3 separate regions of the Homo sapiens genome follow, and regions 2 and 3 are each linked to region 1. A link is an interaction called in ENCODE POLR2A ChIA-PET data of the cell type or tissue named here. Cell type or tissue: OCI-LY7. All regions are shown on one strand. Each heading gives the region's core, and the rest is flanking DNA. Links, peaks and the distances in the headings are about the cores only.

The links. Peaks named below come from ENCODE experiments on the same cell type or tissue, not always from the same donor. Only the 100,000 strongest peaks of a DNase experiment are listed, where the experiment ranks them.
Region 2: POLR2A ChIA-PET joins it to region 1 with 5 read pairs; 6 of 35 experiments call an interaction of 5 or more read pairs at or near these places.
Region 3: POLR2A ChIA-PET joins it to region 1 with 6 read pairs; 3 of 35 experiments call an interaction of 5 or more read pairs at or near these places.

Annotation. Positions count from the first base shown.
Region 1 is chr10:4,133,031-4,141,042 of GRCh38, reverse strand. No RefSeq gene overlaps it. Among named protein-coding and RNA genes, the nearest start is that of LINC00702, 110 kb to the left of the region's middle. In OCI-LY7, for the core only: no CTCF peak of the experiment used is centred there; a DNase peak (open chromatin) is centred at 4,712.
Region 2 is chr10:4,069,049-4,077,060 of GRCh38, reverse strand. The region is part of intron 4 of LOC107984195 (a long non-coding RNA gene); the gene reads right to left. Among named protein-coding and RNA genes, the nearest start is that of MIR6078, 82 kb to the right of the region's middle. In OCI-LY7, for the core only: no CTCF peak of the experiment used is centred there; no DNase peak of the experiment used is centred there.
Region 3 is chr10:4,210,651-4,218,662 of GRCh38, reverse strand. All of the region lies in intron 2 of LINC00702 (long intergenic non-protein coding RNA 702), which reads left to right. Among named protein-coding and RNA genes, the nearest start is that of LINC00702, 29 kb to the left of the region's middle. In OCI-LY7, for the core only: no CTCF peak of the experiment used is centred there; no DNase peak of the experiment used is centred there.

The sequences.
Region 1 (8,012 bases), core at 1,893-6,892:
TTTCTCTAGAAATTTATTATTCTTGGTTGAAGATGTTATATGAGCCAGAGTTCTAAGCTGTTGCCTCAAGTTACCTTTCACTGGGGTTTCTCCAGTGTGATGTGTGCTGTATACATTAATAAACCTGCTTATCTTTATTTTGTTAAACTTTGTTTTGTTACAAGGGTCCCAGCTATGAATTTATGAGGGTTGAGCAGACAGTATATTTCCTCCCTGACACTCATGTCAAAGAATAAATAATAATAATCTCCATCTTACTGTTCTACACATAATATCTGACATTAATTAAAAGTGTTGAGCAAAAAAAGCAAGTGAGGGAAAACAAAGCATGTTCAAGGGACAAAATGATCGATAGAACCAGACTCAGAGGTGGCCCAAATGTAACTGTGAGACAGAGATGTGTTAAAGGCTGTAGTGGAAAAGGTGGACAACATGTGAAAAGATGGAGAATTTCAGCAGAGAGATGAAAATTCTAAGAAAGAGTCAAATAGAACAATAAATACACAAACAAAAATCCCATGCATTTAACAAACCCATCATAAATTCAATACAGCCAAGGGAAAAAAGTCAGTGAAATTATGTGATAAGTCAATAAAAATTAACCAAACTAAAACACAAAGAAAATAAAGAGGGAAAATGCAATTTATCTCGTTTATTAATTATTCCCCTACATGCCTGTAGGCTCTCTGAACCTCAGTTTTATCTGCCTCTCTGGACCTCAGTTTTAATAAATGTCTCACTGTATGTGTTAGTCAGGGTTCTCTAGAGGGACAGAACTAATATATATATAAATAAAATATATTCTATTTTATATAAAGGGGAATTTATTAAGTATTAACTTACATGATCACAAGGTCTCACAATAGGCTGTCTGCCAGCTGAGGAGCAAGGAGAGCCAGTCTGAGTTCCAAAACTGAAGAACTTGGAATCCAATGTTAGAGGGCAAGAAGCATCCAGCATGGGAGAAATATGTAGGCTGGGAGGCTAGGCCAGTCTCACCTTTTCATGTTTTTCTGCCTGCTTTATATTCACTGGAAGCTGATTAGATGGTGCCCACCATATTAAGGGTGGGCCTGCCTTCCCCAGCCCACTGACTCAAATGTTAATCTTTGGTAACACCCTCACAGACACACCCAGGATTAATACTTTGCATCCTTCAATCCAATCAAGTTGACACTCACTATTAACCATCACACTATATATTCAATTTCATTCCCCTTCACCTTCCATGTATATCTGAGTATCACTGCAGGGATAAATACTAGCAAGTATGAATGGGAACCAGTTGAAGCATTACTTTTAACAAAAATAGCTAAAAGACATTTACTGTATATCCTGGTCAATAGGCCTCTCAAGGTAAGCAACAAACATATGATAGTTTGACCTCCAGAAAGAAAAGTGAGGGGACATTTACATGAATAGATTGTGTCTTATACACATCACTTAGCTCTTCCCTGTGTAGATTTGATTTTCCAAAAGTCCTTCACCAGGAGTCAGACCTGTGTCATTAACGGCCTTAGACAAACAAGCTTCTGTATTGTCAACTGTAATAAAGAAAATGTTTTCTAAAATCTCAACAAGACAATAAATGTGAAGAGCCAAAACAAGGTCTAGAACCAAATAGGTACCGAATAAATGGAAGTTCTTGGTACTGTGGCTACTATTTAAAGGTTATTTTTATTATACACTCATACTCTCAAACAACAAAGAGTGGCTAACCATCGCATATTGTACACAAGCTATAAAATCTCTATCTCTGGAGAGTAAGATAAATATCTGTCTGAAGTGGTTCAAGTAAACCCTCCCAGCAGGGCAACAGAGGCAACACCTCATGTCTAATGTGGGTCTCAGCTCTCTCATTCTAGAATCTTCCTACTCTGCTTCTGTGGCATCTAAAAGCCTCCTCTTCATTCACTTCTTGGGTAAGTGTACTCATGAGACAGGTTGAGAACATCCGAATATATTGTTCAAAAGAAAATCATGCCAATAGTTACAGATAAAATTTGGAAACATATATACCAGTCCACTTAACTATAAGAATAATACAATCCTATTTAGCCTCTGTACAGACAGAACAAATAAAATATTTTAATAACCTCGGCTGTTTAATAAAAATTAGTCAGCTAAACCTGAAGCTAAAACAGCTAAAATTACAATTTTGAGCCAATTCTCTCTTGCTCTTTGTACTTGCCGTACATTAAGTATGTAAGATTACATTTAAAAATAACTTTGTGAAAATGCAGTGCATTAATGGCCATATTTTGAACCAGTCATGTAAATATGAGCATAATAATTAATAATAATTAATTTTAACTGCAGAATAGCAGATTAATCACTTGTGCAAACTTAAACTTGCACATAATTTGTCACTGTTGATGTCATGAAAGCTCTAGAGTAACTTTAATCCATGCACCTGCATTTAAATTATTTAATGATATTTTACATCGTATTAATCAAACATGATTAATCATCGTATAGGAGAGAATAGAATTTTGGCTCGTATAGTACTTTTCATAGTTGGGATTGCACAAAGTGTTTAGCAAATTAATGACTTAGGTGTGCAGTGACTGGTAAATCCTATAAGGTCATGGCCCCATTATCACTCACAGGCAACCATTGGTTGTAGAGCTCATTTTACTATTGCAATAAGGTCTTTTAATGTCAACATTTATAACAACCATGGAAGGAATAGCAGGAATTCTTACAATACCTCATTAAGTAACAAAGCTATGACAATGCAAAAAAAAATCAGACTGGAATTTAATCAGCACTGAAATTCCCACTCTATGGCTCCAGAGGCATAGAGAATGTTGGAAACTCTTGATCAAGGGTGAAGCTTCTCCTCTTTCTTGTTCATGATAACATCCAACTCAACTGATTGCTCACAGTATTGTCATTTCTTTATTTAAAAAATAATTGCAGAATTTTAATTACCACTGAACACATAATTTGAGGGAATTTTATTGGTGTAGCTTACACACTGAAAAGTGCACACATCATAAGAATATGCACAATTGAAGTGCAAAAAATGATAATTTTCACAAAGCAATCACCTCTGTGTCACCACTGCCATGACCAGGAAATAAAACATTGCTAGCAGCTCAGATACTCCCATGCCCTAGAAGTCACTACCCTCACCAAAAGCATCCACTATTCCGTCTTTCACACTTGAGATGAGTTTTGCATTTGAAAATCGCAATGAAACAATCTTGTTTTTTGAATGCACCACAGTGTCCTCGTTCTGCTCTTCATATGCATTGGTTGTTTTGCCTTCGGAGTTGTTATGAAGAGTGTCACCATAAACATTCTTGTACACATCTTTTTATGAACACTTGTCCTCATTTTGGTTGGATAGATTCCTAGGAGTGGAAATGTGGGTGATACCGAATGTGTATGTCCCATTTTAGGAGAAACCACCACACATGGGCTACACATGCCAAGGTTTCCACCAACAAGGGTTGAGCATTCAGGCGGCCCCTGTCATTGCCACGGCCTGCCATTGCTCACCAATGTTGACTCAGCAGTTCTGGTTGGGGAGCAATGAGGTCTCATTTGATTTTAAGCTGCATTTCCCCATGACTAGTGATGTGGGACATTTTTTATATGCTTATTGGTGACTCATGTAGCCTTTTTTGTAAAGCACCTGTTCAGTTCTCCAGGTTTTATTTCTATAGCATTGACTGTCATATTTAATAATTTTTAGAACTTTGGCTGGGCGCAGTGGCTTACACCTGTCATTATAGTGCTTTGGGAGGCTGAGGTGGGTGGATCGCTTGAGGCCAGAAGTTGGAGACCAGCCTAGGCAACATAGTGAGACCGACCCCATCAAAACAACAACAACAAAAGTTTAAATTAACTCGGTGTGGTGACATCTACCTGCAGTCCCAGCTACTCAGGAGTCTGAGGCAAGAGGATCACCTAAGCCTGAAAGTTCAAGGCCGCAGTGGGCCATGATCACATACCACTGCACTCCGGCATGGGCGGGAGAGTGAGACTTTGTTTCAAAAATAAATAAATACTTAATTTTAAGAACTGCTTTACATATTCTGCATGCAATTCTTTTGTGCCACGTGGATTACAAATATCTCTACCCAGTCTGTAGCTTGCTTTTTCAGTCTATTAATGGTGTATTTTGATGAAAGTTCTTAATTGCAATGAAGTCCAATTTGTGAATTTTTCCCTCATACTCAGTGCTTTTGGAGTCCTTTTAAAGAATTCTTTACTCATCCCAAGGGCACGGAGATACCCTTGTCTTTTCCTTTAGAAGTGTTTTGTATTCCTTTCACATTTAGATCTGTAACCCACCTGGCATTAATTTTTATGAACGATGTTTGATAGGGTCCAAATAGTTTCATATTAGGCAAACAATAGTGAACAAACCACAGTACCTGACTTCAAAGACCTTGATTTCTAATGAGAGAAGCAGACAATTGACCAATTAATTACAATAGAGTAGATAATTCTAAGTGATACTATAATAAGAAAAGGAAATGGTTATTTTAAAAACTACTCTTTGAGTTTGGATTTATAGGCCTAAGGAAAATGCCTTAATTGGTTGGTCTCATAATGGCAGGCAAGGTTTCCTGACATAGGTGATTTAGACTTCTTTAGAGAAACAAGAGCCAAACTGCTCTGCATAATAATTAACACGGGTGTTCAGTCTTCCCCTGAGAGAAGTAAAACCAGAGAATGGTTTGTTCTAAAATAGTAGCATAAGGGTGTTTCATCAGCAGTGGTTTCTGCAGCCACAGGCCTAAGAAGGATGGCCCCTGACTAATCACCTGTAGCAGGAAAAGCAGTGATGTTTAATATTCTATTTCCAGTGTTCCCTTTTACAGACTGCCATATAATCTCCTTCATTCATGCTTACAGACTGAGTAGGTGTGTGTATATTCGACAGTCTAGAAGAAGGTGGGTTTGTTTAAGTTTTCTTCTACCTTCTCTGTGTCCTCCACATTGTCTTTTTTCTGTTTGTTTCAACAACTATCTTCCATAGTAAAAGAATTTACACAATGCCCAGTGATCTCTGGCTGGCTAAACCCTCCATTCCTTTGTCCCTGTCTAGTTTTGGGATACCTGGTCAAGCCACAGTCTTTATGTAGAGCAACGGCAGCTGTGCCTTTGACACTGACAGGAAATCACACAACCAACCTGAGTGTTGTCATTTCAAACATTGACAATCACAACACAACTGCATCCTGATGGTGGCCTGGCAATCATTGTAATAACGTTATAATTCTATATTCCACTTCCCTTATCTGTTCTCTAGACTCTCACTTAATAGCTCTCCTCTACAGAAATCTTCACTACCTCCCACGGCCTCATCACCTTCAGATGATGACTGTGCCTTCTGTTTACTGGGAAAATTGAAGAAATCAGAAGAGAACTTCTGTGTCTTCATAGCTTCCCACGTAGCACCACCAGTAACCATCCATTCTAAGTTCCCATCTATACCTATAGATACATTATCCCTCCCCCTGTGCAAAACCAATCACTTGTTCGTAGAGGTCATCCTCTCTTGCCTTTGCAAAGACACAGCTCCTGGAACCCTTCTTTTTTATTCCCACATTATTTCATTTTCTCTCTCTCCCCTATCATTCCCTCCAGCATGCAAACATGCTATCATACCATCTTTGCAAACATAGCTCCTCTGATTTACTTTTTCTACCAGCTAAGATTATGCTCCCTTTTGCAATATAATTCATTCAAATAATCACCCATACCTTTTGTGTGAAGTTCCTCTCACTCTATTCTTGTTGAACCTTCTCCAATGAGGCTTTCATCTCACCCTACCTCCATACTCCAACCAAACTGCTCTTGTCCAGTGCACCAACGATGACCTGCCTGTGAAGTTTCATGGCTAATTCTCACTCCTCATATAAAGGAGTTGCTATGCCTTCTTAGCTGAAGCACTGCTCTCATTTAGCTTCTAGGACACTGCCCAGGTCTGCCCCTTTTCCCCTGAACTCATTGATCCCATCTCCTTGGGCTTCTCTGCTTTTTCCTGCTCTTGTTCCCAGCCTCTTGCTTGCTGGTGCCTCAAGGTGTGAGCCTTCTTCAGCCCTTTGCCATCTATGCTCTGGCCCCTCAAGATCACATCTAGCCTCATGCATTCTTTAAGAACATCCACATGCAAATGGTGCTCAGATTTCATCCCCAGCTCAGATTTCTTTCCTGGAGCTGGACGTGCTCATTAACTCTAGTCCGTTTGCCTGCCTGGTTTTCTGATAAATACCCAGCTTATTACTTCTAAAACGGAGGTGTTGTCCTCTCCCTTCTATCTGATCCTACTGTAGTACTCATCACACACTCTCCATTGATCAAAATTCTGTTCAATTCGTCCTGTAGGAAGGTTAAAACCTTATTTTCATCCTTATCTTATTTTTCTCAACTCTTGTAATCCAAACTATTGAAGGACACTTGTCTTTTCCTTCAAGATGCAGAATGAGAGCACTTACAACCTGAAGGTCTTTGTTCTGTCTGTGGCCATACCACCCTGAACGCACTGGATCTCATCTGAAGGTCTTTGCTCTCACTCAAGACATCACCATCTCCCCCTGCGTCATGTTACCTGGGCTCCAGTGTCTTAGTCCATTTCCCGTTGTTTATGACAGAATATCTGAAACTGAGAAAGTTATTTTAAAAAGGAATTTTTTTTATACATATGGAGGCTGAGAAGTCCAAAGTCTAGGGCCTTCTTAATGATGGAGATTTTACCAAAAGTTATCTCCTCAACTAGAGGTCTACACTAAGCAGTTTTTTTTTCTTCTCAAAATTCCAACCCAACCCCTCAAAACCCAACATTTAAGATACCTCTTACCCTATTTTTTTCTTAGCACTTATCATTTTCTGGAATACCATATAATTTACTTACATGTTATATTTATAATTAATTATGTAAAAAGTATCCTCCATGAGGGCTGGAATTTTTTTAAATTGATTTAACACAAGTTGGTGGACTAGTAGGTGCTCATTAACCTTTAGTGAATGAATGTGTATTCCAGGACAGAAGATAGGCTCACAGAGGAGGATTTTAACTGTACTATAATAGAGACTGCTCTGTTGTCTACCTAATTTAAGAAATAGCAGCAGCTTTCATTTAAGATGAAAATTAATGTCAAAATCCAATAAGTATTTTATTATATTAAATTATATGTGCACACAGCAGAAACACACTCAGATAAACGTTGATGAATTTTATTCAACTTTAAAATTTTGCAAGTTTAACGAAGTATTTAAGGATTGGATACAGAGATAAATAACTTAGGTTGATTCTACCTTGTGAGTAAAATGATGATTTTAGTTTTTTTAGTATGCTGGATGCTTAAGTAATTTAATTTTAGTTCTATTTTAATTGGAGTAGGTTCTGCTTGTAAATGCTACATGTTTCACTAGACAAAATAGGGGTCATTGTTTCCTTCACAAGGTCATTGAATCCATTCAGACTCAGATTCAACAACATACAATATTTCTAAACCTGTCTAAATGGTGTCCACAGGTCACATTTAAAACATTGAATTTATTGACTAGCTTTGTGAGAAAAAGTTGAGTCATTTATTTAGTTTTTTATTTCTTCAGTGATGCATTCTTTTTTGTGACCTTCTGGTCCTTTAGTCCTTGTTACTCGCTTCAACAATGTCCTTCAATAGTTTGGATTACGAGAGGTGAGAAAAATAAGATAAGGATGAAAACAAGGTTTTAACCTTCCTACAGGACTACTTGCTACACAATGATGTTTTCATTGTGTAGGTATTAAAATATATGTATTTATACACATATATAGGAATTTTATGTTCAATTAATTATTAAACTCCTTGAAGGAGTAATACGGACTACGCATCTTTGTATTTTTCCATTCCTAGAGCTTGAGATGAGTACCCAATAAAGGTATTTGTCTTTATTGATCACTTGAAAACATTTAACTCACTTCTGTCCACCTGGTCTCAAAATTTAGCACACCACTCTAACTGATATGCCATGAAGACTGGTCACAGACAAAAGTGGGACTGTGT
Region 2 (8,012 bases), core at 1,743-6,742, 64 kb after region 1:
CTGCAATCATTCCAAATTCAGTTTAAGTCAGCTTTGAGATACGTACACCAAAACACTCGATATAAGCCAGAGTTAGATTAATGGAAATATGGAAGCAGAACAAGACAGGAGATGTCTGGGCCACTGAGTGCCACTCAGACAGCCAACCAAAGATCATGTTCATTTCTGAGCAGACAATCGAATCAGAACCCTGGCTCTGGGACCTGTTCAGAGAAAAACAGAACTAAAGAGAGGACAAGGGAGTGTATGGCACAAGATGACTAAAGAAAGTCTAAGTCTTTGATCTCAGAAAGAGAAGTTTAGAGGCACCTGATACCTAACTTCAGATAGCCAGCAATTTGCCATGACAACGATGAACCCTGCTTGTTCTGGGGCCACAAAACAGAACTGGGAGGAATAGCTCAGGCTGTGCACAAATAGATTTTCTGGCTAATACAAGGAAGGACCTTCTATAATGGCCAGTATTCTCTGAAAATAAAATTGAACTTCTCAGGGAGGTTTCAGCTTCTTTTGAAGAATTCTTCAGGATGGAGAGTCAATGGTTAAGACGCTTGAAGGTGGGAGTTGAGCCTCAGACTTATCTGGATTAAGAGTAAGGACTGTCGGCAGGGTGTGGTGGCTCATGTCTGTAATCCCAGCATTCTGGGAGGCCAAGGCGTCAGATCACTTGGGGTCAGGAGTTCGAGACCAGCCTGGCCAATATGATGAAACCCTGTCTCTACCAAAAATACAAAAATTATCTGGGTTTGATGGCAAGTGCCTCTAATCCCAGCTACTCAGGAGGCTGAGGCAGGAGAATCACTTGAACCCAGGAGGAGGAGGTTGCAGTGAGCTGAGATCATGCCACTGCACTCCAGACTGGGTGACAGAGGGAGACTCCATCTCAAAATAAATAAATAAATAAATACATAAGAGTCAGGACTGTCACATCCCTTTCAGGTCTGTGTTTCCTATGCCTGCATCTTCTGGAAAAGCTCTCACTATATCTAAGCACTAAACAAATTCATGTCTCTGAAAGAGTCCATCCAAAGTTTGAACCCCAATGCCGTTCAACACCTAATGGTATAAACAGGTATGTGTTCAACACACAAAATCTCCAAGGAACTAGTGTTATCTCAATAACTCACAGGGATCTCAAGAAATGACTGCCAGTAAAGATCATCCTTTCAGAGAACTTGTATTTGTGAGAGCATTTTCTTCTTAGGTCATCCTAACTAAAAGGAACGGAAGGGAAAGGAGGGGCGGGTGTCTTAGTTTTCTGGGGCTGCTTTCATGTAGTACCACAAACTGAATGTCTTAGAAGAACCGAAGTTTATTGTCTCACAGTTCCGGAGGCTGGAAGTCCAAGATCAAGGTGTCAGCAGGGTTGGCTCTTCCCGAGGGTGTGCAGGAGAATCTGTTCATAGCTCTCTCCTGGCTTCTCATGGTTTGTTGATGATCTGTTTCATTCCTTGGCCTGGGGAAGCATCACTCTGAACTCTGCCTGTTCCCTGTGGGTGTGTGCATGTCTGTCTCTGTGTCTGAATTTGCCCTTTTTCTAAGGACGTCAGTCATATTGGATTAGGGCTCACCTTCACGACCTCTTTATTTCATTTTATTTGCAACAGGTTCTTGCTCTGCTGCCCAGGCTGGAGTGCAGTGGTACATTATCAGCTCACTGCAACCTCTGCCTCCCCGGCTCAAGCATCCTGACCTCTTTTAATTTGATTACCTCTGTGAAGACCCAATCTCCAAATAAAATCACATTCTGAGGTATTGGGGGTTAGGACTCCAATATATGTTTTTTTTTTGCGGGGGCAGGGGGACAAAATTTAATGTATAACAACAGGAAAGTGAAACAGTCTTACTATATACCCAGAGAAAACCACAAGAAAATAAACAGAAAGTAACCTAACTGTTAGCTTTCTATAATGGAAAATCGAATCAAATAATTTCCTCACTTAAAACACTTCAGTTGCTTGTCATTGCCCTGGGAATCAAGTTCAAATGCCTTCCCTTGCCTCCGGGCGCCTGGCTCTCCATGGCCTGGTTCCTTTTTACCTCTCTATCTGTATCTTCATGCGTTCCCCTCTGCACACTCAGCTCTGGCCTTGCTCACTGTCTGGGTTTCTGGAATGTGCCTTGACTTGCCAGCTTCAGCACTGGGAACACTGGTGTGCCTCTGCCGGGAGCATTTCTTTCCCACCCTGTCTGCACCTGAAACATCCTATCCTTTTGGGTGCAGCTTACAATTTTCTTACCTACCCATAGACTGGGCCAAGCACCTCCACAGGGAGCAATCACAGCCCTGAGTATCCAAAGGGTGAGACGAAGCTCCACCCTAAGCCTGTGCCTTATATCCCCAACCTGAAACAACCCCATGTGCACTAAGTGGTCATGAGATCAGCAAACTGGGACAAACACTCACCGGAACAAGCCAGCAGTGAAGACAAGCCACATGCACAGGCAGCCACCCTGATGAATCTCAAGCTCACTATGTTAAATCAAAGGAGTCATACGTAAAGTGCACATGGTGTGATTCTGTTGATATGAAATACAAATGCAGGCACAGGCAGTGTTTGAAGAGTCCATGAAGGAACTTTCTAAGAAAATGAAAAAGTCCCTTATCTCATTCTGGGCTTTGCTAACATGAATATATACAATTGTTCAAAGTCATCTAATTGGACACTTCAGAGAAAAACAATTTAATATTGACTTTTTACTGCACTATCTTTCTCTAAGCATCTCTCCCCAACCTGATAAGGCATTTGCTCTCAGCAGAGGCCTATAGAAGTCATCCATGCCTCCAGTTTTTAAAAGCAGCTTTTCTTGCCATGTGTTGTTCTAAGCTGCCCCTCTGGGTGTGACTTCTGGCGGCAGCTTCTGGACTGACACATTCATCCAGGCTTCCAAAGCTGGGCTGCAATGGCCTCAAGTGATGCCTCTGTTGCCTGCTGAGTAACCAGGCTTGTCCTCACCAGACCTTTAGAAAACACTGGATCTCAACTCCATTTATGGGAATTATTCCACTTCCTGTTAGATTGCATTTGGGAAATAATTTGGAGTGCCACCTCCCAGTGGTGTTTTTTATTCCTTCTGACTAAGCTTCTCTCTGGATTCTTGGTGAATGCTCAATATCTTCAAGGAAGGAAGGAAAATGATAGATAGAGGAATGATAGATGAATGCACACATAGAAGCAAAAGCTCCAGTCCCTCTCAATATGTTCTTCCCTCCATTCCTCAGCAAAGCACCATGATTCATGAGCATAAAAGGCCCTAGGAAGAATGTTTATGTTGCATCGTGTCATACATGATATTACATGGTTTCCCAAAGCACTATCAGAAAACTGTATAGACTAAACAGATACTGACAATAAATGGATGTCGTACAGACAACATAGAACTCTCGCCATTTTAGGTACTCAATGGGAGGGTTTAAATGGGCCTTTAAAAATCTTCAGAACACCAAGATTTAAAGAACGACTGTGACACTTAAGCTGTTCAGCCCATTGTCCTACCTTTAGGAAGTGGATATGTTTCCTCTAGAGTCTTTCACTATCATATTTAAAGAAAAGAAAGAAGGGGCTGCAATAAACACCATACATTATTTACCAAAAAAAAATTCTGGGAAAGGTTGTTATAATGACTCTATATCCTTGCATAATTTCTCACGTGAATCAGTCAGGGGCCCAATCCATTAGAATGTTAAAGGGATTCAAAGAGAGGAAACATCAGGTAAGGTAAGATATATAATCACACCTTTTTTTCGGTGGTAAGTAATAGAAATCTAACTCAAGCAAGCTTAAATAAAAGCTTAAAGAAGTAAAAGCTATGGTTCTAATAAAGGAGTTAAATCTGACATTCAATAGGACAAAGGAATCTTTCTAACCTACATATTTTTATGTGGTCTTTGTGATAAGAACAAAGCATGTCTGGGGAGCTACAAAGGTACAATTATTACTTAATAGGTCATCTAGAAAGAGCTAGAGGTAAAACAAAAAGGCTTTTGGTAAAGCAAATGAAATAATCTGTCAGTGATGGGTCAGTATCGGTCACCCACTGGTCTCTGCTGGGGCAGACCCATGCTTCCAGATGCAGTGTTGGAGAAGATTTCACCGCACGATGTGAGTCAGTGCAAGCCTAAGGGTCAGTGCCCGAGAACATGCCCAGGGATGCAGAGAGAAGCCAAGAGTAGACCAAGTTCACATCCCAGAAAGAGCATTCCTGTGATGGAGGGGCAACTGCATTGTGAATTATGATCAGTATTCTCGATGCTAAGATGAAACTGTTCTTCTTTCTACAACTTTATTTCAACCATATCTGTCATTGCCAAGAATATTTGATGACTTATCCCCTTGGGCAGTTTCAAATGGCACAGGGGAAATGGGAGAGATTCCATTTCTATTTCTCTTTCTGCCTCCCTTTCGTGGGCTAAGCCCAGAACCCTCCTGGGCTAAGCCCCAGCTTTGGGGCTGGCCTGTCCTGCATCAGTTGAATGCCTGTTTATTTTCCAAATATTCCTGATTTTTTGGGTTGGTCATGGTGGAGGGTGGGATGATTGGGGAAAAAAAAACACAACTTTTTTTTTTTTTTTTGAGACAGAGTCTCACTCTGTCACCCAGACTGGAGTGCGGTGGTGCAACCTCAGCTCGCTACAACCTCCACCTTTCATGTTCAAGACATTTTCCTGTCTCAGCCTCCCAAGTAGCTGGGATTACAGGCATGTGCCACCACACCCAGATAATTTTTGTATTTTTGACAGAGTTGGAGTTTCACCATGTTGGCCAGGCTGGTCTTGAACTCCTGAGCTCAAGTGATCTGCCCACCTTGGCTTCCCAAAGTGCCGAGATTACAGGCGTGAGCCACTGCATCCAGCTGAAAATCCTTTCAAAAATGATAAACAATTGAAAACTTTGACAAAGTTTTAAAATATAAAATTAAAACTCCAAAAATGGTGTCTTTTTTTTTTTTTTTTGGAGGTGGAGTCTCACTCTGTCACCTAGGCTGGAGTGCAGTGGCACGATCTCATCTCACTGCAACCTCCACCTCCTGGGTGCAAGCAATTCTCTTGCCTCAGCCTCCCAAGTAGCTGGGATTACAGGCATGCACCATCATGCTCAGCTAATTTTTGTATTTTTAGTAGAGATGGGGTTTCGCCATGCTGGCCAGGCTGGTCTTGAACTTCTGACATCAAGTGATCTGCCCACCTTGGCCTCCCAAAGTGCTGGGATTACAGGGGTAAGCCACTGTGCCCGGCCAAAAATGGTTTCTTTACAGTCAGGTTTCTATAAAAAGCTAAGAAATTGTATTGTCAAATTTTACATCTCATGAACAGATCCATATGTTGTGTGTTTCATAGAAGGCATGATAAAAGACAACACCTCAGCTTTTAGAAATTCAGACATGGTGATAATAAAACATGAATGGAAGGTTTTCCCGTTTTGTTTTCCACTATGCTTTGAAGAGCACTGGAGCACATCGCGAATGTGAATGGCTGCCCAGCGTTCCCTGTAGCAGCTCTATCAGGGCAGGAAACGCAAAATAATTCAAAGAAGCTTGAAGTTTCCCTGCCATACATCCAAACACACACACAAACACAGCAAACGTGGAAGGAATCTCTACAGAAGAATGCGGGAAAAGAAATGCAAGCCTCTGGAATTCCTCCACAGGATGCTTTCATATTTTTAGATGTCTACTGAAACCTTTAAGATTATCCAATGCAGACCACCAGAAACCATGCGCAGAAAAACATCAGAAATGCCCCTGTGGATGTTTTCTGTCATGCTTCTGATCTTATGCAGTCTTTTTGCAGTTAGAGAAAGAGGGCAGAAGAAGACTTGATCATGGAGCTTCCTGTGGGTCATTAAAGTCTGTTGAGAATGGTGAAGGGCTGGCTGTGATTAGAACCTTCCACCCTAGGACTTAAGATAAGGCAGTGGGCGTCTGCGTGGCTCAGCACATAGGTGGGTGAGGCAGTGGGTGGCTGCATGGCTTAGTACATAGGTGGGCTTGGCTGCGGCAGATGCTTCTCTTGGCCTTGCTCTAGAGCTGTGCTGAAAGCTGGTGGAGGTGGGTCTGGTTTACTCTTACTAGAGCCCATGTTTACAATGGAGGGTTTTAGTAATTTGGCCTTTTGAAAGCTGTAAAAAATCATCTCATGGAACCCAAACAAGGCTGATGGAAGAGACTTTTGGGCTGTCTTCAAAAATATCTGCCAGCCCCTGTGTCTGTGCTGAGAACACAGAGGTGTTCCCTGGAGGAGCCCCGTGGCTGCCTCACTTGGCCACTGGAACCATGCAGCTGTTGGTCCTCCAGTTAAAGTGCTCAAGTCCAAATCTACTTTACCTCAATGTTGGGTAAATTAAAAGGTAAAAATGTTTGTAAATGAACTCAAATAAGTGGAGAACAGAATGTGTTTTCCAAGGAGAGTTTGTTTTACTGGGTAGGTTTTCCTATCCTAAAATGTCAGAGCATCTACAGAGGACACAGTGGTTCCACTTAGTGATATTTGATTATAAGTGCTTTATGATTTTAAGTTGCTTCACTGTTGCAACATATATGCCATCAAAAGTTTTTACTCACAAATCATTTTCTTTAATTGATAAAAAAGTTAAGATAGTTCTCCATGGAATACAGGAGATATGTTTAGCTACGAGAGGAAAACTCAATGGATGTTTTCCCACATTTACTACTTAGGACTTTGGATGAGTTCCAGGGTCTGAAAACTTACAAGTTAGAAGCAATCATTCTTTAAGGAAGTTTATTTTGGGAAATGTGCATAAAGTCTCAAACTCTGAGTCCTGGTTATCAGCATACTTTGTCCTATGATGAGTATATTTCAGAATCCTTATTTATCCTAGTTTTTTCATTGATAATTGCTACTCTTGCCTTTAAAAAGTGATTGAGGAAGCTATCAATGCAAGTTAAAGGTCATCAAGAATTAAAACAAAAATCATAAAATGAAGGGAAAAGATAGTTGTTACACTAAAAATAACTTTTTAAGAACACTGACAGACACCACTCATTGAGCATATATGACAGGTTAGACACAGCGACAGGCTCTCTTGCGTGTTCTTTTAAATCACTGCAACCACAGTAAAGAGGCATAGTTATCCTCGTGTCAGGGGATGAGAATATGATGCTTTTAAGGAGAAGCAAAAGGATGTGAAGAAACAAAGGAATGAGCCACAGGAAAATCTGGAAGAAGAACATTCTTGGCTGAGAGACCAGTCCTGGAAAAGGCCCTGAAGTGACCAATTTTTGCCATCATTGAGAACATCAAGAAACCAGTGTGGCTGAGTTGAGGGAAGGAAAGAGAATGTAGGAGAACAAGCCTGAGATGCCTGAACAGGCTCTGGCATTTCCTGTGTTGAGACAGGAAGAGATTGCAGAGGTTAAGCCTAGTGGCATGATGGAACTCTAGTTGCTTACTCTGGATGCTGTGTGGAGGATGCCTGTGGTGGAGCAGTGTCGGGAGGGAAAGAAAGTGGGAAGGCAGTCAAGGGCCACTGCAACAGTCCAGAGGGCAAGTAATGCCTGCATGAACCCAGCAAAGCAGCCGTGCAAGCGGAGACATGCCATGGATTCTGAGTCTCTTTTCATAGCTAGAGCTACTGGGAGGGAGATAACTCAGAGGTGTGAGGAGAGGAATCAAAGCTAGCCTCCTGTTCTTTGGTCTTTGGAACAGGAAGGAGAGACTTGTCTGTTCGTGAGATGGAGACGACAGTGGAAAGAGCCAGTCTGGTAACACTGGGAATCTATCTTTGGATGTCACATGTGTGAGATGCTGATTATGTGACCAAGGCAATGGCAAGCAGGTGATGAAGGGCACAAGCCTGGAGATCAGGGTTAGGGTTAGTGCTAGGGTTAGGGTTAGGGTTAGGGTTAGGGCTAAAGTCAGGGCTATGGTTAGGTTGCTAGGGTTAGCATTTGGGGTAAGTTTAGGGTTAGGGTTAGGGTTAAGGTTAGGATTAGAATTAAGGATAGGGTTAGTGTGAAGGTTAAAGCTGCAGAGGTAAACCTGGAGTCTAAAC
Region 3 (8,012 bases), core at 1,298-6,297, 78 kb before region 1:
AGCCACCATGCCTAGCCGACTTTTAATACTTCTAACAAACAAGTATGTAAACTGAAGATTTCCACTGGGATTACAGAAATTCTATAAGAAGAACTGTCTAATAATCTAGGCTTGTGTAGCTCTGGTAGACGTTTGTAAACTATAATTTGAAAACACATTAAAAATAATTATACATAACAATTGAGGAAGGCTTACTACTTAAATGCATTAATTTATCATCAAAGATCTTTACAAATATTAACTAATAAATTCTTATAATATTGGCCCTATGATTAAGCATTGATCATTTCTGTACTATGTTTCAAAGAAGAATGGATGAATACAAGTAAAAATACTCTCACAGAGAGAGGGAGGAAGAAAAGTGTTTTTGAGAACAATTTAAAATGGAAAATCCAAGTAAAGGTGGATTTGAGGACTTACAGATATTAAGTCACTGCAGCAATCCCTTTGGGAGTTATCAAGATTAAAACAAAGCTGGTTTCTTCATATCTGATAATAATCAGTTTCAATCTCTGCACAAAACACAAAGCAATAAAGCTCTTTTCAGAAGAAACTGAACAGACGAGAGGCTTTAGATGGAAGTTACACCTTAATGGGAAGTACAATTACTGCACAGGCCGCTCATTGCCAGAGAGCACAAGGGGTCTCTCACTTAGAAGCCTCAGCTTGCCCTGAAAGTCGAGGTAAGAGAATTTCTGTGGGCCAGCTATTCTGCATGTGGACCTTGGCAAGCATGGAGTGTTTGAGTGCAGGAATTTTGCGCCCTGCAACGTAGACTGTACGAGAGAATGAGAAAGGGAAAAGCAATCAAATACCAGCAGTCTTTCTTCATTGCGAGGAATATTACCGGTGGCACTGACAGCTATACCAGTGGCACTGACAGCTAGGAGAGCAGTCTTGAGCGTCTCCCTGCCGCCTTGCTAGCAGAGCAGCCATCAGAAGAAAGCACAGGTTCCTCTGCAGCTGAGAGGTCCCAAACACTTTTACATACTTGCATCCTTTTTAAGGCTGGGGGGTCCTGATATTTCCCCAACACTTCACAACAGGTACGGGAGCAGAACCAGCATCAGACTCCGGAGGCTGACCCCCTGAATCTGAAGATTAGACTCGCAGATCTCTGCCTCTGGTTTTCAAACATAGACAGCGTGAACCCAGAAATGTGATGTGATCCAGCTCAGAGCTTCAATTGCACACACACAAAGATCAGACAAACCAAATTCTTATAACTCCAAAGGTTAACGAGGAAACAATCATTTCTCTCTTGACCCAGAAAACAATGAAAATACCTCACTTGATATTGGTGACAAAGTTCCTCTCCATCACAATCACACAGAGTCACAGGTCGAGGGTCAGAAAATAACAACACAGAAGAACTGGTAATGACATAGCACAGTCGAAGGGGACCAATCTCCACTGCCCAAGGTGCTTCAAAGTCAATGAGATGTGTTTGACCTACAAAAAGCTAATGGCTTAGAGAATGTCATGCTGGGAATATCTAACAGAAGCTTTTAATTGCCTGTAAGATAAACCCTAGTTTCCTGCATGAAAATAATTTATGATAATGTGGTACTGTGTAATAATTTTAAAAACTGCAGGAATCTGTGGATCAGAAACATATACATTTAAGCATTCATTTCCCTTGAAGACATTGTTCGAAAATGTTTGCATAAAAAAAGATGCAATCACAAATTTACTTTTGCTTTGCTACAGAATATTGGCAAATTGCCTTCCATCGTGAATGTCCCCACATATTAACTATGAACAGCCTCTGCTGAGTTCAGCCATTCCCACACTCACAACAGGAGAATCAAATACCAGGGAATGGGAAGTGAATCTTAATACTGCTTCTGTTGCTAAAGTTCAGTAAAGTCAGTCATTGCATTATTTTTTTGTAAGTTCGTTATCAGCCATGTTTGGGAGATGATTATTTTGATTATGGAATACACAAAATGCCTTGTATGAAACAGAATGAAAATTTATCTTATGCCTGTTTGGTTTTCCTTTCTTTGGCAGGGAGGGGGTCAAAATACAAAGCCACGGAAATTCATTTAGAAAGAAAGATGCATGGAATTTTTAATTTTCTTTTGCAGACATTGTCCCTTTAACCATCCTGAAAGAAAAAAAATGTGCGTATTTTAAAATCAGGCAAAACTGTTAAATTAAGGGCAGCTCTAACCTTTTTTCCTCCATCCTTCTTCCCCTTCCTAAGTCAATCCAATCAATCCATCCTTAATCAGCCAGGAAGAAGTTGTTGAAGGTCTGGAATGAGCTCGGCCCTGTGCCAGCCACTGGGGAACCCTGGCCATGAAGAGCAGGGCTTCTGCCTTTTCGTATGTGTGTGCCAATTAGACCCGAACAGGGATGAAGAGTAAAGCATTTCTTTAAATTCTGAGTGCAGTCTGCATTAAATTTAGGGGATTTTCATGAAGCTTTCTAGAGGAATGACTCTTCTGTGTTCTTGGCTATCAAGATGTGGGTTCTTGACTATGTCATGGAGCAAGTCAGCTAACTCATGTATTTGCATATCTAAAATGAGATTCATTACAAAAGTGTATGTTAATAAAGAACACCATTAGCACTCAATTTTGCATTCCAATTGATGCTATTCAGGGGCTTACTAGTAGGCAAAGTACAGACCCAGTTTGTATCTTATGTGAGAGACAAGAAAATTAGATTATTAAGATCCAACCATATATATCTGCTGTGGATTTTAGGGAGCAGGTTAGAATAACTATGGTTAATGAGGTCATTACCTAAGGATATGCCATTAGATCTATTTTGTGTCCAGTGAACCAATCTTAAATATTTTAACATCTTTATTACAGAATGCACTATTATGATAATACCTTAAAATAATACTAATTCGTATCTACATGAAGTTTCCATTTTGGTGAGTCACTGCAATTAGATAAGTAATTGGAAGAAGATGGTCGCTCTCATCGGAAAGAAATTGTGCATCAGAATAAATCAACTTCCTCTTGTGTGCTTGTAAAAAGTACATGATAGACTTTGCTCTCTGAGCTCTACTCTGCAAGCAATGAAGGCATTTATGAACATGGTGAATTCTGTTGAGTAATTGAATTGCATGTAATCAAATAAGAAGTGATTAAGAAAAAGGGCAGGGGAAACGGAAATAACCAGGGTGGATACATGATATGGACATATAAGGGTGGGGGAAGGATAAAGGCCAAAATTATAACCAACTACAGGATGGTGCTGGGGCTGGCTGTCTTTCTAGTTCAGGGTCGCTTGTGTGAAACCTGCTCATACATTCTCGAAGCAGAGGTTCTGACTTGAAAAAAGAGGCTCAAGGGCCACACAACAACAGGTTTTCTTCAGTCTACCATCTCAATGTCCCCTTCTGGATTTGAGAATTACAAACCAGAGAACCAGTCTGTGATGGAAAGATTTCATATTCCTCCATAGGCTAAAAGGCTGATGGAGCTGTAACTGGTGCAGCAAATGCTCACACTGAGATTTGAAATCAGAAGCTGACCTTCATGCAAGAGCTCTGACTGTCTCTCATGCTGACCGCTGAGACTGTCTTGCATTCCTCAAAAGAGCTCTTCATTTGTCCCTGGCATCTAACAGAGACCCAGAGGGTGGATCTCACAGCATGGTCTAAAAATAGAATCTCCCATTTCAGAGAGAATAAAAATGTATGCAAGCAATAGGTATTCTGGTTTATTTGCAAAACAAAGCCTACTTGCCATCTCAGAAAAAGCTTTGCATCATTTCAGAAGAATAGTTCAGAGTGGAGATGAGCTTAAAATGCAGGAATAGAAGTGGAGGTTGGAAAACAAGGGAGAAATGGAAATCATTCCCAGGACTGGCAGAATCTCTATTTCTTCTTGACCCTTTGGGCCAACTGTGGATTCTAAATGACACTTAGAACAGTACTCAAAAATAAAAAATAAAAAACAAACTTCAGGAAGAACCAACATGCTTTGTTCTTTTTGGGAATTATAGATGAAGCAGAAAATTTTTGCTTAACATTTCCAACAAATTGTTTGAAGGGCACGGAGAGCTAAAGCTTTTTATGCACTACAATTTTTAAAAAAAAAAAAAAAACCTCCAGAGTTTGTTATTGTTCTATTTATTTTTTCTGTGTTTACCTCAAGTTGGCATGAACAAATTAGTAAAATAGCTTGCAAATTTGTGCATCTGTTAATTATGTCTAAGGCCCAGTACTAGAATATATGAATTTAAACAGACCCTTACATTTTAAGTTATTCTAGAAAGAAACAAAGAGAGAAAAAGGGAGGGAGAGAGAGGGAGGCTATCACATTATTATTCAGAAAATATTCAATTATATAAGAAATTGCAAGTCTTACACAGAAGAGTCCTTTTCCCAGAATAGGATTTATATTCAAATTTAACTATCTTAAAGTAGTTACTATGTGGTACAGTGGGAGAATATAAAAATTCTATTAAATGGGACACATGTTTCATTAAGCTAAAAAGCCTTCAAATAATATCAGTTTATTTTCTCTAATTTTGATCTCAAAAGATTGGAAATTCAGCCTGGATGACCCTTCCCTCTCTTGACCAATATGGCCATTTCCTAATATGGTCATTCCTAGACAGTGTGAGGAGTTGAAGAGTGCCATTGAGTGTGTGTGTGTCCATCCAGCTCACCTGGATTGACACTCAGGCTCGGATATTCACCATCTATGTAAACCTCAGTAAGCTGCCTGACTTCCCTGCACTTCAGTTTCCACAACTGCAACTGCAAACTGGGGACCATTTTAGAAAGTGCTTTGTAAGGTTTGTTATGGATTGACTTGTATCTCCCCCAAAACTCATATATTAAGGTCTTCAGAATGTGACTGTATTTAGAGATAAGGTCTTTACAGAGGTATTCAAGTTAAACTGAGGTCATTAGGATAAGCCTTAATGCAATATGACTGGTGTCCTTACTAAAAGAAAGAAATTTAGATACACACAGAGAGAACGCCATGTGAAGAGGAAGAAAGAGAACTGGGTGATGCTTCTATGAGTCAAAGAATGCCAAAGAGAGTCAGCAAACCACCAGCAGCTCCTGAAGAGGCTGCAGACAGCACCTTCTTCACAGCCTCAGAAGAAACCAACCCTGCCAATGCCCTGACCTTGGACGTGCAGCCTCCAGGACTGTGGGATGATGCATTTCTGCTATTCACGTCGCTCTGTTAGTGGGACTTTGCTACAGCAGCCCCAATAAACTAACACAAGGTTATTGTGAGTTTATAGGCTGAGAAACGTAAAAAACAGCGACAACGAAAATCCTTTAAAGCATGCCAGGAGCAATAAAGGTGAGCTCACATGATTGTTGCTATTAACACTATGCCTCCAGTCATTTTAAGTGTTAATGGTATATGTTCTGCATCTATTTCCTTAAAATAACATACCCACCTTAGGTTAGAACATACCTACCTTAGCTGAGAAGTCAACTGACTTCTCCAGCGGCTCCTTACCAATGTGTTTGATTGATAGTTTGACAAAACTGGCCAGTGGATTTAGTGGGAAAAGTTGCACAGTCATGGGGGTAGATGCTGTCCTCAGTGGCCTGGATCCGTTTTCTTTCTCAGGTTTCCCCTGATCAACTGGAGGACGGCACCACACAGACCGTGCTTGCACACACAGATACAAACACTGGCACCCAGCATGTACACCACTGTAGATAAGGCCCATGTACTCATTTCCTTTTCAAGAAAATAAGATAAAATGACATAGACAAAATAGAACAGAGAAGAAAAGCAATTTCTCAGCCCTCACTATACAAGGCCATGCAATTTCAGGTTACAGCAGATGCCCCGGCCCTAAAACATTTCATTATCAGCTACAAAGCATGAATGCTAAAGTGTATTTCCAAACTTCCCGCAAGAGCAGAGAGTGCTTTGGAAAGGCTGCTGTGTGCACCAGGGTGCCCAGGGCTTGTCCCCTCTCGGTGAGGGATACAGTCTCCTGTCTCCGTAAACATTTCAGAACTTCCATTAATGGGTATAGGCCATTGTCTCCAAGTAACCTCCTAATACTCAGCCGTGCATATCTTATGCGTCAAACACTTGTCTCAGAATCTCGGGCCTTATTGTTTTGTCTTTGAGATTTTTCTCTTCACCTCTCCCAAATTTTAACTTGCAGATGAACCCTCCACCACATGCAGCTGAGACATGACAAATGTCTTCCTTGTGGGTTACTGGAGGCTGACTGTTCACCAGACCAGCAAGGAATTCTGCACAGCCAGGGATTTCTACCTCCCCACCCTCCCATCTCTCCACCCAAACAAATGTGAAAATGACATTCCTAGAGAGGGCTGGGGCAGTGGCCAGTCTTCCTTCAGGATCATCTGTGGGGCTTGGGAAAAGTGTCTTATTACCCAAATTCTTGAACTCCTTGCATAACACTTCCCAAATCAGCCTTCTCTTATGAATCTATCTTTAGGCAAAATATGGTCTAACCATTTCTTAGATGTTCTAATTTAGATATTCAAGTAACTCAATGGCTTTTGTGGCATTTCAGCTTGACATACCAGCAACATGTGAGTGGTTTCTTTGTTTACATTTGTTACTGGAAACTTTAAATATTCAGTTATTGTGATAAGCCAGGTAGAATCCCCTTGAATACACTTATATTGTTGGACTATTGCTAGAAAAGCTCATTGTCATGGAAAACTGATATATTTTTATGCTTTAGAGAGTAAGTCACCATTTATATACAATAAATTATATATAACTATAATTTATTTAATATTGATTATATATGTTATAAGATCTACAGTAGACTCTTGAACAATTATATATGTAATCCACAATGATATATACTACAGTAGACCCTGGAACAACATGGATTTGAAATATACAGGTCAACCTACATGTGGACTTTCTTCTGCCTCTGCCACCCCTAAGGCAGCAAGACTAACCTCTCTCCTTCCTCCTCCTCCTCGGCCCACTCAATGTGAAGACCACAAGGGTGAAGACCTTCATTATGACCCACTTGCACTTAAAGAATAGTAAATATATTTTCCTTCCTTGTGATTTTCTTAATCTTATTTTCTGTTTCCTAGCTTACTTTATTATAAGAATATACTTTTATATATACATATATCACAAAATATGTATTAATCCACTGTTCATGCTATCAGAAAAGCTTTGGGTCAACAGTAGCTATTAGCAGTAACGTCTTTGTGGATTCAAAAGTTGTATCTTTGACGATGCAGGAGGGTGATTAGGATTCCTACCACCTTGTTTTTCAAGACTCGGCTGTAAACCTATATCTATATTTATTTTTAATACAATGTAAAATATTGTTTCAGGAGATGTGAAAAAATGCCTTTCTTATTAAATGAAAGAAAACATTTCAATGACAGCCCAATGGCACCTCTGTTGTATGGGTCGAGGTGGGTTCTCAGATACCCAAATGGTCTTCAGGTTTTGATTGACACATCAAACCTCTATTGAGCCCTCAGTATAGGCCAGGCTTTTTGTAGATAAAAAGTGAGCACTGTGAATAAAATAGCTCTTGGCTTCCTAGAGTTTGAAAAACATAGAAATTATAGCACCATATAGTGCTTATTTAACAGAAGGACAGTTAAAGTTGTTTATTTTAATTAATTTATGTAAATGCGTGTTTAAAGAAAGGACAGTGCCCAAGTACAGACTTGTAAATACACGTGACAAATTCAAAGAAAGGCAAGGTTCTTATGTCGATGGTCGTAGTGTGGATGCATTGCCAGCAGCTTTCTTTTCCTACCTCTGGTCAGAGAATGTTGTTTCATGCTCAAATTATTTATTAGTTAATTCAAAGGGTGGGCACCCAAGGAATTTAAAACACAGACAATTTGAGATTTTTCAGGAGAATTCATCTTCAACCTATACAAGACGTTATGTGGTAATGTTGATGTCCTAGGAAACAAGTGTGTACACATTGGACAAAGACTTCATGGATTTTACCTATGAAGTAGTTAAATTAATATTATGGTTTATTCAGTAGGCCTCTTAAAGATATAAAATTTAATTTATAGTTGTAAGTGAATA